Regions from separate parts of the Homo sapiens genome. Here region 2 is linked to region 1. A link is an interaction called in ENCODE POLR2A ChIA-PET data of the cell type or tissue named here. Cell type or tissue: B cell. All regions are shown on one strand.

Region 1 (8,000 bases):
GCAGTCGAGTATAAGACAGATTGTATTCTTAACCAATTGGTTATAAAGCTGAAACTATCCTTTTGCTTATGCACTTTGATATGTTGAATGAAACTGTACTCTACTCCGATGTTAACTGTCCAATATAACTATCTCTGATCACCTCAGGAAGAAGTGAGCTCTCTTTCTTCTAATTCTTTGTTGTTTGAATTGCACAAACATTTAAATATATCTATATCTATAATTCCTTATTAGGCTTAAAATTATTAAGTGAAAATACTTCGTTACAGGCCGGGTGTGGTGGCTAACACCTATAATCCCAGCAATTTGGGAGGCTGAGGCAGGCAGATGATTTGAGGCCAGCAGTTCAAGACCAGTGTGGCCAACATGGTGAAACCCCGTTTCTACCAAAAATACAAAAATTAGCCAGGCGTGGTGGCGGGTGCCTATAATCCCAGCTACTGGGGAGGCTGAAGCAGGAGAATCACTTGAACCTGGGAGGCGGAGGTTGCAGTGAGTGGAGATCGCACCATTGCACTTTAGCCTGGGCGACAGAGCAAGACTCCATCTAAAAAAAAAAAAAATTAATGGCCAAGAACGGTGGCTCACACCTGTAATCCCAGCACTTCGGGAGGCCAAGGCGGGCGGATCACCTGAGGTCGGGAGTTTGAGACCAGCCAGACCAACATGGAGAAACCCCGTCTCTACTAAAAATACAAAAAAATCAGCCGGGCTTGGTGGCACATGCCTATAATCCCAACTACTTGGGAGGCCGAGACACGAAAATTGCTTGAACCCAGAAGACGGAGGCTGCGGTGAGCTGAGATCATGCCATTGCACTCCAGCCTAGGCAACAGGAGTGCAACTCTGTCTCAAAGAAATAAATAAAAAACTTTATTATATATACCTATTATTCTTTAGTCACATGGGAAGCCAATAAATGTATTGAGTGGATATAAACAGTAAATGGAAAAATATATGTGAGGGCTGCTTGACAAAGAATTTCAACCTTTTAAATATTAGAGTTGAATGTACCAACTTTTCATCTTTAGATTATCTCATCAGCATACTAACAAATTCCTGAAAATTCATCAAAGGTAAAAGATACCCAAGGATTTTGCATTCCCAATTATATAAAAGTAGAGGCTTGACAACTCTAAGACCTATCTATACCTTACCTTGTTTGGTGGAGAGAGTTACTGTCCTCACCACAGTCCTGACATTTTCTTTTTCAGGACCTGGAACGGGCTCAGGGTGGAGTAAAAGACTGGAAACTCCTGAAGAACCCTCTGAATAAGGCAAGTCAAAGAACAGCAAATAATTTATGGAAAATAATGCTATCCCAAGTCAAAAAATTTGTTTTTGTAACCAGTTAAGTCCAATACAGACTGATATTATGACTATAAGCCAATCAGCCTTTCTGTATCTGTTTGCCTACAGTCAAATGGAGTAGTGGTGAGGGGAGCCTTGGGCATGATGTGAAAACAAAATATAAAATTATTTTGAGTGACTTAGGCACCCAAACTACTTTTATTTACCAATAAGGCTAATATTTACCAATAAAGCTAGTATTATTCTAAAATTAACCTCAGAGGTACACTAGCCATCAGGTGTATCAATCCAACCTATTCTATTTAATCATCTGAAAACACAACTCCAAGGTTGCTATAAAGCAAGCCTTAAAAGAAGGTTTTTAGAACCATTTCTCTCTATATATACTACACTTCACACTATAAATTTTAAGGCTGGGGGCTGGGCGCAGTGGATTACCTGAGGTTGGGAGTTCGAGACCAGCCCAACCAACATGGAGAAACCCTGTCTTTACCAAAAATACAAAATTACCCAGGCGTGGTGGCGCATGCCTGTAATCCCAGCTACTCAGGAGGCTGAGGCAGCAGAATAGCTTGAACTGGGAGGTGGAGGTTGTGGTGAGCAAAGATTGCGCCATTGCACTCCAGCCTGGCAACAAAAGCAAAACTCTGTCTCAAAAAAAAAAAAAAAAAAAAAAAAAAAAAAAAAAAAAATTGGGGGTTGGAAATACAGAGCAATCAGGCTGACGTAAGCTCCAGAAGAAAATCCTAGCAGCTCTTGAGGAAGAACTCTTCTACTAGAAAATGACGTTTTTCCTTTTTTTTCTTTTTTGAGACAGAGTCTTGATCTGTCGCCAGGCTGGAATACAATGGTGCGATCTCAGCTCACTGCAACCTCTGCCTCCTGGGTTCAAGCAATTCTCATGCCTCAGCCTCCCGAGTAGCTGGGACTACAGGTGCATGCCACCCCGCCTGGCTAATTTTTTGTTTTAGTAGAGACGGGGTTTCACCATGTTGGCCAGGATGGTCTGGATCTCCCAACCTCATGATTCGCCCTCCTCGGCCTCCCAAAGTGCTGGGATTACAGGCGTGAGCCACCACGCCCAGCCTTTCCTCTCTTAATATAATTTCTTTTTAACCACTATAAGAACTTACAGAATTAATATAGTTCTTATATGATGTTCTTCAGAGCTATATTTTTCAAGATATACAAGTTCTTTCAGATTCTTTATTGTACCCAGCTCTGAAAAGTTAGGGACTGAAACACAGCTGCAGTGAATTAAAAGCAACCACAATTTAAATAAGTCTGTGTTTTACTTCAAACAGGCCATGGAAATGAAAATCTATTTGCTCATTTTGGCTGTTGCTTCTAGAAGCGTCCTTAGTATTCTTCCCTAGCAACATACAACTATCCATGCCAAAACGTGATGACTTACCACCTTGCTTCTTAGATTTTTCCTTCATTTTCTTTGACTTAATTTCCTCAAGAGTTTTTATTCCAAAATTCAAACATTCACCTGAAAATTCAAATAGAAATTTTATGAGGAACGGGAGCCTTTTCATCTTTGTATTTTATCTGTACATAGCAGGCATTTATTTTTGAATAAATGATCAACAGAAACTAAGTATAGGTAAGTATGCGTGTAGCATGGGAAAAAGAAGAGGGAGGTCAATGATTGTGAACTAAATTTCAAAGGTAGTTTCAACAGTGCTATAAGAGGCACCAATCTAGCCTCTTCTTACCTTGCTTTATATTGACTGCAGGTTTCCGGACAGAAGTCACTCGTAATCCATTGTGAACTTCAGGAGTTGGTTGCAGGGTAGGTGTTTTGGTTTCATCACCTTCCTCAGAAAACTGATCTATATATCAACATTTAAGGCAAATTCACAATTAAAAATACGCCTATAGCTTTAATCCTGATTCTGCCCAATTCACTATGAGACCCTATTTATTTGCCTTAAAGAAGGAGCCAGACAGAACTTACCATCATCATCTTCATCATCATCTGCAGCATTAATTACAACTGGTGGATGCGTGGGGCTAGGAACATTTTCGGAACTTTCTACTTTCATAACGCTCCGCAGCTGAGGGGAAGGATTGGACTGGACAGACAATTTGTTCTGCTGAACTGAAAGTTGGCTAGCCTTCACTTCCTCTTCTGGTGACTCAGGCACAGTGGGCAACACAGCTAAACGCACAAAATCAGTCATAAATTAAAAACAGAAGATACAACCCCAACTTACCAAAAATTCCTGACCACCTATGAAAACTATAGTGTATTTGTCTTATGAGCATTTATACTAAATTTCCTCATTTAAGTTCTAAAGTCCCAGGGAGGGAAAAGATGTGCTTTTACCTAATTAACTCTCCACTAACTCTCCACTGTACATAAACACAAAGTGGGCACTCAAAACAGAATCAACAGAAGACTAGAAGAAGCATAGTACCTGTTCACAAATTCTAGACCTTTAATTTTAATACTGCAATTCTAGGCTTTTTGCTCAGCAAAGAAGTAGCTTCTAAGACCCAAGCATATGACACTTACTTGAACCAAACCAGAAAGGAATAAGTCTACTTTTTTCCCTTAAATTGAGGTAAAAAGATGTAGCCATCAAATTTTAATCACGTAGCAACTGTGGCTTTTAAATGGCCAATTCCACTTTTAAATTACTTTAAAATGAACTTTGGGAATAACCACTAGCTTTTTAGTTTTATTTTAGATTATAGTCTAGAGTAGGGTTGGCAAATATTTTCTGTAAAGAGCCAGTTAATAATTTAGGCTTTGTGGGCCATATGGTTTCTGTCTCAACTACTCAATTCTATAGCACTAGCACAAAACTGATAATAGAAAATATGTAAATGAATGGGCAAGGCTATATTCCAATAAAACTTATTTTACAAAACAGGCAGAGGACCAGTTTTGCCAACCTTTGACCTAGAAAATCAAATTTATTTTGAAAACGTTTATGGGTCTGATAAGAATATGAGAAATGAAGTAAGTATAATAACTTAAATGGCATGCCAAGATATATAATGGTTCTAAGGCCAAGGATAAATCATTTAACCTTAATAAGATTCAGTTCACTTATCTGTAAAGTGGAAATAATTCTGCTGTTTCACAAGACTGAAAGGAGTCAATGTCTGAAAAGTACTGTTGTACAGTGTGCATAATAGGTGTTCATTTGATATTCTTTTAAAATTAAAAACTGATCTCACTTTTGCTCGGAGGTAGGAAAAGGCCATCAACATATCGTCCTCTATTGTGATGGAAAGCGCAGTTTAATTTTTGACATCCTGTTGGCTGATTTTCCCAATAACAAGGAATTTCACTGCGTTTTTTCTGTAAGAGGGAAAAACACATTGCTTTCAAATAAAACAGTGATACGTATATTCATGTGGCAGTTTGTTTTCTAGACAAAGTTCATACAGGGTTCAAAAATCCGAGGCATGTGAGATGAGATGATTTTTAGAAGGAAGAGAGATTGCTGAAAATAACATAACTTAGGCATGATGGAGAGCTGAATGGAGCAGGAGAGTAGTTTATGTTATTCTTTCCCTTTTTACCCTCATCCTGGAACCCCTAAAATGTCTACACTTAATTTAGAGAAGCAGGATGATACAGTAGTTTAAGTTTATGAAATCAAAGATAACGGTCTGAATCTCTATTATGTTACTTATTGGCCAGGTGGCCTTGGATAATTCATGCCTCTAAGCCTCACTTTCCTTAGCTATAAAACGGGAATAAATGGTTTCTTATGAAGAGTACATAAAATAATGTATATAAAGCACTAAGCACATAGGTCAAACTCAATAAACTGCAGTTATTACTTGAAGCTGAGAGTTCAAGGGTTTGAGAAAATTCTTCCCATTCATGAATTCTCAAAGTAAGGCACCTATAACAACACACTAAGGATGTTAGGTATCCTTCCCAAGTCACCTTACTTTTTTTTTTTTTTTGAGACAGAGTCTTGCTCTGTCACCCAGGCTGGAGTGCAGTGGCGCGATCTCCGCTCACTGCAAGCTCCGCCTCCCGGGTTCACGCCATTCTCCTGCCTCAGCCTCCAGAGTAGCTGGGACTACAGGTGCCTGCCACCACACTCGGCTAATTTTTTTTGTATTTTTAGTAGATAAGAGGTTTTACCATGTTAGCCAGGATGGTCTTGATCTCCTGACCTCGTGATCCGCCCGCCTCAGCCTCCCAAAGTGCTGGGATTACAGGTGTGAGCCACCGCACCCGGCCAGTCACCTTACTTTTATAAAGGAAAATTGGGAGAAAAAAAAAAAAAAAGAATACCTGTGCATCTAGAATAGAATAAACTGCTGAATCATAGGATGTATGTCCTAGAAAAATATATACATTAGTTCTCCAACAGCTGTGTATAAGCAATGTTCACAGCAATATTATTTTCAATAGCTCTATAATTTTGCAAACCCATGTGTACATCAATACTAGAATGGATAAAGAAACTGTAAAGTATTCGTACAACAGAATATCATCTAGTAATGAGAAGGAATAAACCATTGCTATACTCAATGCCACAGATGTGAAATGAAAGAAGCCAGACACAAGAGTGCATACTATACCATTCCATTTATGAAAAGATGAAAACAGTCAAAACTTCTCCATGGTAGAGTAGTTGGGATGCTGATCAGCTTTGGGGATGTGGTTAGTAACAAGGGGATGAAGGGGAAGATAGATTACTGCTAATACTCTATTTCTTGAACTAGGTGCTGATCAAGTAAGTATAATCACTCTATGAAAATTCTTCAAGTTGTAAGATTACGATTTTGCACTTTTCTAGATACATTTTAATAGTTCAAAAAAGGGGGAAAAAAGATATGAGAAGTACTCCCAAAAACTAACTAACCTCCGATGAACTGCATTATGTCGAATCTCTAATCATCATAAACAGCCTATGGTTTAAAATTCCAGGAAAAAACACCAGCATTGAAATTTAAGAATATGGAGAAGAGAGACAGAGAAACAATAACCATTACAAAAAGATGCTTAAATGTATCAAAAAGGGCAAAGGTCAAAATCTACTATATTGAGAGAGTGATAAAATTCAATTATACACTGTTTTCAGGGACGTGGAAGAATCAGGCAGTCTCAAACACATAATGGAAATGTAAATTTGCTCCACATCTCTGAAAGGTGATTTGGCAAAATCAGTTTTTTAAAACTATGTTCTAAGTTTATGTCATATGCATAATTACCTATTAATATTTTTAAAGTATAATTTTTAAAAAGAATTAATTATTATTAATCAATATTTATTTATTAATTTTAATATTATTGATATTTTCTAAAAGTATAATATTTTTTAAAAGTATAGGCTACTGTGGGCACACTACCTATAGAGTGGCCCTGCTCCACAAGGAGCAGTAAAAATAAAGTAAAAATAAAAGTACAGCAAATACCGTTACTTTCAAAGAACTAGGAAGAATTTATTAGTCCTCTGTCACACCCGAAAGGTAGATGTAATAGCTACCACTGTTTTTTAGACAGGAATAACAATTATTCAATTCTTCCTTTCTCAAGGCAGAACCTAATGCCAATCTTCCTTGTTCCTAAGCCTACCTTTGCTTAAATTTTACATCTTTCCTGGAAGCAATTTTCAAATTACTGAATGACTTCTGTAACAGTATCTTCTATACACAGAAGTCACATGACATTTATTTGATCTGTTTAATACATTTGCTAGATTTTGTTTCTAATTGAAAAGTAATATATGTGCAACGAAGACAACTTGGAAAATGGAAATAAATGCCAATTATGCTATTACCCAGAGAATCACTTATTTTGGTATGAGTTTTTACTTGTAAAAAAAAAATCACAAGTGACTATATGCATACTAAAAAGAAAGGTATTCCATGTAATTCTGTACATTTTTCCTTAGTAATATCCTCCACATGCCAGGCGTGGTGGCTCACGCCTGTAATCTCAACACTTTGGGAGGCCAAGGTGGGTTGATCACCTGAGGTCAGGAGCCTGACCAATATGGTGAAACCCCGTCTCTACTAAAAAATACAAAAATTAGCTGGGCATGGTGGAGGGCGCCTGTAGTCCCAGCTATGCGGGAGGCTGAGACAGGAGAATCACTTGAACCCGGGAGGTGGAAGTTTCAGTGAGCCAAGATGGAGCCACTGCACTCCAGCCTGGGTGACAGAGTGAGACTCCACCTCAAAAAAAAAAAAAAAAAAAAAAAATCCTCCACAGTAATATTTCTCCTACATAATTATGTCTTCACATTTTTAACAGTAATACAGCACATGATCCAAAGATAAAACAGTTGATTCTCATTATTTGCAGTAGTTATGTTCTATAAAGTCACTTGGAACACTGAATTAGTAAATACTAAACCATTATTCCTAAGGGAAATAGAGTTGGGTTCCTGTGGGCCTCTGGTCACATTTTCATCAACTAATCAATACATAACTTTGTTTTGGGTGCATTTAATATTGTTCATTCATTAATATGAAACGCAAGACAAATAGCACTGTAACTCACACTTGAACAAAGCTTATCTAACATCTATTTTCTTTTTTTTTTTTTTTTTTTGAGACGGAGTCTCGCTCTGTTGCCCAGGTTGGAGTGCAGTGGCACAATCTTGTCTCACTGAAACCTCCACCTCCAGGGTTCAAGCAATTCTCCTGCCTCAGCCTCCCGAGTAGCTGGGATTATAGGCACGTGTCACCATGCCCGGCTA
Region 2 (8,000 bases), 1.8 Mb before region 1:
AGTTGGAGCAAAAGTAGATTATTCCCTACACCTCAGTCCCTGGGCCACCCTGAGATAGACACAAACACATACACTCACAGGCAGATAACCAAACCGGGTTGATTTAGACAGATGCTGGAATGGTGGTCTCCTGAGAGAATACAGCAATGAGATTTTAGGATTCAAATTTAACAACAGTGATTGACAGTCACTAGTGATTGACAATCATTGTTTTTTCCTATAATTTAGGGAACTAGCTTTATCCTCCTTGCAAGTTGCTTGTTGCTTAAGACATTTCTTAAGCAGCGTGGCATCCTTAAGAGTTTGGATTCTGGGTCCAGATTGCCTGGGCTTAGATCTTAGCTTCACCGTTTACTTGTGTGATGTTGTACAAGTTCCTTAACCCTCTTATGAATCAGTTTTTTCTTACGTAAAATGAGGATGCAGTAGTATCTACCTTATAGAAATGTGGGGATGAATTAATACATTTAGAGCACTTAAAACAGTGCATGACATACAGTGTTAAATAGGTGTTGGCTGTTAATATTATCACATATCTTATCTATATTCTTTCAGCTCATTGCTATGGACAGTGCTATCACCCTGTGGCAGTTCCTTCTTCAGCTCCTGCAGAAGCCTCAGAACAAGCACATGATCTGTTGGACCTCTAATGATGGGCAGTTTAAGCTTTTGCAGGCAGAAGAGGTGGCTCGTCTCTGGGGGATTCGCAAGAACAAGCCTAACATGAATTATGACAAACTCAGCCGAGCCCTCAGATACTATTATGTAAAGGTAGTACACATCCTGATCTTATACTATACAGAGAACCTCCAGACAAGAACGATTCCTTCTTGGCTGGGCACAGTGGCTCACGCCTGTAATCCCAGCACTTTGGGAGGCCAAGGAGGGTGGATCACCTGAGGTCAGGAGTTCAAGACCAGCCTAACCGATGTGGTGAAACCCTGTCTCTACCAAAAATACAAAAAAAACGTTAGCTGGGCGTGGTGGTGGGCACCTGTAATCCCAGCTACTCAGGAGGCTGAGGCAGGAGAATCGTTTGAACCCGGGAGGCGGAGGTTGTAGTGAGCCAAGATTGTGCCATTGCACTCCAGCCTGGGTGACAGTGAGACTCCGTCTCAAAAAAAAAAAAAAAAAGATTCCTTGTTTTCTGTTGAGGTTATAGATACCAATTTCCTAGTTTATTTTAATCCAGTGTATTTTGTAGCTTCAGCAGTTTGGAATTAGGATACAAGGTATAAATGTTCCGGCTGAATCTCTACCAAATCTTCTTCTTTTTTTTTTTTTTTTTTGAGACGGAGTCTTACTCTGTCGCCCAGGCTGGAGTGCAATGGTGCGATCTTGGCTTACTGCAACCTCTGCCTCCAGGGTTCAAGCTATTCTCCTGTCTCAGCCTCCCAAGTAGCTGGGATTACAGGTGGCCACCACCACGCCCAGCTAATTTTTTATTATTTATTTATTTGTTTATTTTTTTAGTAGAGGTGGGGTTTCACCATGTTGGCCAAGTTGGTCTTGAACTCCTGACTTGAGGTGATCCACCTGCCTTGGCCTCCCAAAGTGCTGGGATTATAGGCGTGAGCCATCACAGCCAGCTGCCCCAGATTTTATTTATTAACTTACTCCCATTACACATATTTTATTCCTAATTACAGTTGTCTTTAAAAGAAAAAATATGTACAGAATTGGAATATGACAAAGGCAATTTGAGATTCTTGAGGATAAGTAAATATTCTCATGTGTGTCATAATTTACTTTAAAAATTGTGAAGCCTGGAGTAGTGGCTCATGCCTGTAATGCCAGCACTTTGGGAGGCTGCAGCAGGAGGATCACTTGAGCCCAGAAATTTGAGACCAGACTGGGCAACACAGGGAGACCCCGTCTCTACAAAAAACAGTGTGGCGCGGTGGTGTACACCTGTAGTCCCAGTGCCCAGGAGGCTGAGGCAGGAGGATCACTTAAGCTCAAGTGGTTGAGGCTGCAGTGAGCCATGATCACACACCACTGCACTCCATGAGAACCCTGTCTTGTTGGGGAGAAAAGTCATATATGTACATATACACACACACATATATCTACATATATACGTTTTATATCTTAATTTTTAGTTTTAGTTTAACCCAGGGAACACAAATTAAAACCTTATACCTTAAGTAGTAGCTGTTTATACACAGAGTTGGTTTTTTAGTTAAAATTGCTGAGATCTTAATTTCTTTCACTTTTTTTTGTTTGTTTGTTTGAGACGGAGTCTTGCTCTGTTGCCCAGGCTGGAACACAGTGGCGTGATCTCAGCTCACTGCAACTTCTGCCTCCCAGGTTCAAGTGATTCACCTGCCTCAGCCTCCCGAGTAGCTGGGACTACAGACATGCACCACCACACCTGGCTAATTTTTGTATTTTTGGTAGAGATGGGGTTTCACCATCTCTACGGGAGGCTGGTCTTGAACTCCTGACCTCAGGCAGTCCACCTGCCTTGGCCTCCCAGAGTGCTGGGATTACAGGCGTGAGCCACTGTGCAGGGCTCTTTCACCATTAAGTGGTTGATCTTACCAGCTTTCCTGTCTGGAGATAAACTGGAATTTCTGAAGGAAGTAAGAACCTTAACAGATACTATGTTCTAAATTCCTTTTTCACAGCCGGGCGCGGTGGCTCACGCCTGTAATCCCAACACTTTGGGAGGCCGGGGTGGGTGGATCAGTTGAGGTCAGGAGTTCAAGACCAGCCTGGCCAACATGGCAAAACCCCATCTCTACTAAAAATACAAAATTAGCTGGGCATGGTGATGTGTGCCTATAATCCCACCTACTTGGGAGGCTGAGGCAGGAGAATTGCTTGAACCCAGGAGGCAGAGGTTGCAGTGAGCTGAGATCACACCACTGCACTCCAGCCTGGGTGACAGAGTGAGACTCCATCTCAAAAAAATAAGTAAATAAATTCCTTTTTGCTTACTCAGGATGTGTATGGCTTATACCTTTGGAATTGTTTGAGACTGCAGTTCAGGGAGTTCTAATCTGCACAGATATTTGGTTGAGAGTGGTAAGCAATTAAAATCCTTCAGTTTTTATGTAACATATTAGTTCAGTTGTTAATAAGACATTTAAATGTTCTTGCCTTAACTTCTCCATAATAGTAGGGACTGTGTTTGGTATGGCTAGATGAATTTAGGTGATTTTGAAAGTTTTAAGTAAGTGATGTCTACTTCTAAAATGGAGAACCTCATTACCAGCTTTTTCTTTTTTTTTTTTTTTTTTTTTTTTTTAAGACAGACTCTTGCTCTGTCACCAGGCTGGAGTGCAGTGGTGTGATCTTGGCTCACTGCAACCTCCGCCTCCCGGGTTCAAGGGATTCACCTGCCTCGGCCTCCTGAGTAGCTGGGACTACAGGCGCACGCCACCATGCCCTGCAAATTTTTTCTGTTTTAGTGGAGACGGGGTTTCACCATGTTGGCCAGGCTGGTCTCAATCTCCTGACCTCGTGATCCGCCCTCCTCGGCCTTCCAAAGTGCTGGGATTACAGGCATGAGCCACTGTGCCTGGCCGATGCCAGCTTTTTCATGAACTATGGGATATAAGTTTATAAGAAAGGATAAAAATGCTTTTTTTTTTAACCTACAGAATATCATCAAAAAAGTGAATGGTCAGAAGTTTGTGTACAAGTTTGTCTCTTATCCAGAGATTTTGAACATGGATCCAATGACAGTGGGCAGGATTGAGGGTGACTGTGAAAGTTTAAACTTCAGTGAAGTCAGCAGCAGTTCCAAAGATGTGGAGAATGGAGGGAAAGATAAACCACCTCAGCCTGGTGCCAAGACCTCTAGCCGCAATGACTACATACACTCTGGCTTATATTCTTCATTTACTCTCAACTCTTTGAACTCCTCCAATGTAAAGCTTTTCAAATTGATAAAGACTGAGAATCCAGCCGAGAAACTGGCAGAGAAAAAATCTCCTCAGGAGCCCACACCATCTGTCATCAAATTTGTCACGACACCTTCCAAAAAGCCACCGGTTGAACCTGTTGCTGCCACCATTTCAATTGGCCCAAGTATTTCTCCATCTTCAGAAGAAACTATCCAAGCTTTGGAGACATTGGTTTCCCCAAAACTGCCTTCCCTGGAAGCCCCAACCTCTGCCTCTAACGTAATGACTGCTTTTGCCACCACACCACCCATTTCGTCCATACCCCCTTTGCAGGAACCTCCCAGAACACCTTCACCACCACTGAGTTCTCACCCAGACATCGACACAGACATTGATTCAGTGGCTTCTCAGCCAATGGAACTTCCAGAGAATTTGTCACTGGAGCCTAAAGACCAGGATTCAGTCTTGCTAGAAAAGGACAAAGTAAATAATTCATCAAGATCCAAGAAACCCAAAGGGTTAGAACTGGCACCCACCCTTGTGATCACGAGCAGTGATCCAAGCCCACTGGGAATACTGAGCCCATCTCTCCCTACAGCTTCTCTTACACCAGCATTTTTTTCACAGGTAGCTTGCTCGCTCTTTATGGTGTCACCATTGCTTTCATTTATTTGCCCTTTTAAGCAAATCCAGAATTTATACACTCAAGTTTGCTTTCTGTTACTTAGGTTTGTCTTAGAAAGGTTATGTGTGACTGTCATGTGAAAGTTACCCCATTTCTCATCTTAATTAGGATTGCTAAAATAGAAAGTTTGGAGTATTTTCTTAAAAAATTCATTGTTCTACAAGTAAATAAATATTTTGATTTTTCTATTTCCTCCTAAAGAAAGTACACACACTCTCTCGCTCTCTCTCGGTCTTATAAAACTCGTTGGTGTCTTATAAAACAAACAGTGATAATCTCAAGTTAGAAAACAGTAGGTCCTGAGAACCATAAGAAAAATGACTGGTGTGATGTTGAGTAACAAGTTGGTACAGTTACTTTAGCTATTTATTAACTTGCTCATCTCATAGAACATTTTAGTAGATTTTTCACACACCTCATTATTAAAAAAAAACAAACATGCTGGTGTCTTGGTTACCCATTATTCCTCTGTACCTGAATTCAGGTTGGTTTTTCTATTTGGAAAAGACTTTATAAATGTTGGCTTAAAAAGAGGTTGAGCACCAGAATCTCAGAATTTACCACCAAAGAACTCATCCATGTAACCAAAAACCACTTGTACCCCCAAAAACTATTGAAATAAAAATTTAAAAAATTTTAAGTAGTTATTATCACCTTTATCCCTCTTAGTTTGTAAAAATAATTTTTGAGTTTTGTCATGATAATATTTCAGACTTGGAGATATTTGGAGTGGAGGATAGGGCAATATTTAGGTTTGGGTTATTTGTGTGCTGTTTCAAGGATAAAACATCCTGGTAAGTCAGTCAGTGAATATTTTTGCTTTGTGTATTGCAGACACCCATCATACTGACTCCAAGCCCCTTGCTCTCCAGTATCCACTTCTGGAGTACTCTCAGTCCTGTTGCTCCCCTAAGTCCAGCCAGACTGCAAGGTGCTAACACACTTTTCCAGGTAATTTTATAAATATCTGTCTTCTGTAGTTGGAGCATGTTAAATGAAGAAAGAGGCAAAAAGGCAGGGTCCCACTATTCAGTTTAATCATTATAAAACTTCTATTTAATGAATATTCTTTTTTTATTTTTTTGAGATGGAGTCCTCACCATGTCACCCAGGCTGGAGTGCAGTGGCATAATCTCAGCTCACTGCAACCTGCACCTTCCAGGTTCAAGCGATTCTCCTGCCTCAGCCTCCGGAGTAGCTAAGATTACAGGTGTGCAACACCACGTCTGGTTGATTTTTGTGTTTTTAGTGAGACAGGGTTTGACCATGTTGTCCAGACTGGTCTCCAACTCCTGACCTCAGGTGATCCGCCCACCTTGGCCTCCCAAAGTGTTGGGATTACAGGCATGAGCCATTGTGCCCTGCCCAATGAATATTCTTTAGATTTATTTTTGAATTTCCAAATATTAATTTTCTAGCTGGCAAACAGCTTGAATAAATATAGCAAAGTTTCATTTTCATTATTTACTATTACATACATTTGAGTTAGACCAAGAATTGTTCAATACTGTAGGAGATTTAGAGCCTACCCCAAGTTTTTGTCACTAGAAATTCTCTATTTAAAAAAAAAAAATGGGCCAGGCAGTGTGTGTGTCATGCCTGTAATCCCAGCGCTTTGGTAGGCCGAGGCAGGAAGATTGCTTGAGCTCAGGAGTTTGAGACCAGCCTGGACAACCTAAGGAGACCTTGTCTGTACTAGAAATAAAAAAAATTAAGTTAGGCATGGTAGCACGTGCCTGTGGCCCCTAGAGCTACTTGGGAGGCTGAGGTGGGAGGACCGCTTGAGCCCAGTAGATCAAGGCTGCAGTGAGCTATAATGGCACCGCTGCACTCCGGCCTGGGTGACACAGTGAGACCTTGTCTCAAAAAAACAAAATCCACACACACACACTCTCTCTCTCTCTCTTGCTCTCTCTCTCTCTCACACACACACACACACACATATATGGGGGATCTCTGCACATAGGTTCCCTCTTTTAATTAAAGATTAAAAAAAATTTTTTTTTGAGGCGGAGTTTTGCTCTTGTTGTCCAGGCCAGAATGCAATGGCACGATCTCAGCTCACTGCAACCTCTGCCTCCTGGGTTCAAGCGGTTCTCCTGCCTCAGCCTCCCGAGTAGCCAGGATTATAGGCATGTGCCACCATGCTAGGCTAATTTTGTATTTTTAGTAGAGACGAGGTTTCTTCATGTTGATCAGGCTGGTCTCAAACTCCTGACCTCAGGTGATCCGCCCGCCTCAGCCTCCCGAAGTGCTGGGATTACAGGCATGAGCCACTGCACGCGGCCCAAGCATTTTTTTTTTTTTAATAGAGAAAGGTCTTGAAAATGGTATATCAAACAGTCCCATTTCTCCCTCAGTCAGAATTGATAATTTATCAACATTTTATATGTACATTTTTAAAAAAATGAATATTATCTCTTCACCAAGACGTTAGGAAAGTTCTTGCCATTCCTAATGGGTTTAGCCATTATTTTGCCCAAAACACTTAGATGTTATAACTTAAAGACTTTCTTGGAGTCAATTCATTTACTTATTCATGGTTGACTATCTCTGATTTTCTTATATTTTGTAATTTAACTTCTCATTCTTTTAGAAATGAAATGGTAGGGAAAAAGAGGAAAATTAAAAATCTCTCTGCTTTTTATTTTTTGCCAACGTTTAAAATTATTGAATAGAAAAAAAAGTTGAGAATTTTTCATATTTTTTTTCATTGCCACACATGAGCAGATAATTGAGTTATAGAGTCAGCTGAGACCTTAAGCAAAGTCATAGTGCTCCTGTAGCTTCAGCCTGGAATCTCCCTGTAGAGCTGGCCTCAGAATACTTGATGGGGAACCCTTTTCTAGGATGAGTGCTATTTATACCTTTCTGGATCTCTTTTTGAGGGTTTATGATTTGCTCCATAATTGAATTACACTCTGTAGTGCATATTGTCATTTACTTGAACTTTCTAAAACCTTCATTTGAGGTTAATTGTAAACCTGTGTACCTTAGGATATGAAGGAGGGTACAGGTTGTTCTTTGTTTCTACTCCATTGAGGTAAGTTGGAGAATGTTAATATTTAATATGTTAGGACAAAAGATTTTTGTTTCTAGTTTTTGTTATGACATCATATTCTTTCATGATAAACAGCCACTGCCTTTGTCCTGTGAGCCATTACAGAAGGCTGTTGTGTTTTGCCTCAGGTAATAGAGTAGGATAGAAAGTAAAAGTTGGGGTTGAGTAATAGGATGATAATGTGTTTTGTTTTCTTTCTCAGTTTCCTTCTGTACTGAACAGTCATGGGCCATTCACTCTGTCTGGGCTGGATGGACCTTCCACCCCTGGCCCATTTTCCCCAGACCTACAGAAGACATAACCTATGCACTTGTGGAATGAGAGAACCGAGGAACGAAGAAACAGACATTCAACATGATTGCATTTGAAGTGAGCAATTGATAGTTCTACAATGCTGATA

What was found. Peaks named below come from ENCODE experiments on the same cell type or tissue, not always from the same donor. Only the 100,000 strongest peaks of a DNase experiment are listed, where the experiment ranks them.
Region 2: POLR2A ChIA-PET joins it to region 1 with 5 read pairs; 2 of 35 experiments call an interaction of 5 or more read pairs at or near these places.

Annotation. Positions count from the first base shown.
Region 1 is chr1:203,824,929-203,832,928 of GRCh38, reverse strand. It overlaps ZBED6 (zinc finger BED-type containing 6), which reads right to left. Exons shown (of 17, transcript NM_001395895.1): 4 at 4,507-4,630; 5 at 3,275-3,478; 6 at 3,033-3,149; 7 at 2,726-2,806; 8 at 1,158-1,268. ZC3H11A (zinc finger CCCH-type containing 11A) reads right to left here. Exons shown (of 18, transcript NM_001376342.1): 5 at 4,507-4,630; 6 at 3,275-3,478; 7 at 3,033-3,149; 8 at 2,726-2,806; 9 at 1,158-1,268. Among named protein-coding and RNA genes, the nearest start is that of SNRPE, 33 kb to the left of the region's middle. In B cell, no CTCF peak of the experiment used is centred here; no DNase peak of the experiment used is centred here.
Region 2 is chr1:205,616,447-205,624,446 of GRCh38, reverse strand. It overlaps ELK4 (ETS transcription factor ELK4), which reads left to right. Exons shown (of 5, transcript NM_001973.4): 2 at 556-771; 3 at 3,609-4,481; 4 at 5,374-5,490; 5 at 7,803-8,000. The coding sequence starts at 565. The coding sequence ends at 7,901. Among named protein-coding and RNA genes, the nearest start is that of ELK4, 12 kb to the left of the region's middle. In B cell, no CTCF peak of the experiment used is centred here; no DNase peak of the experiment used is centred here; H3K27ac peaks cover 2,493 bases.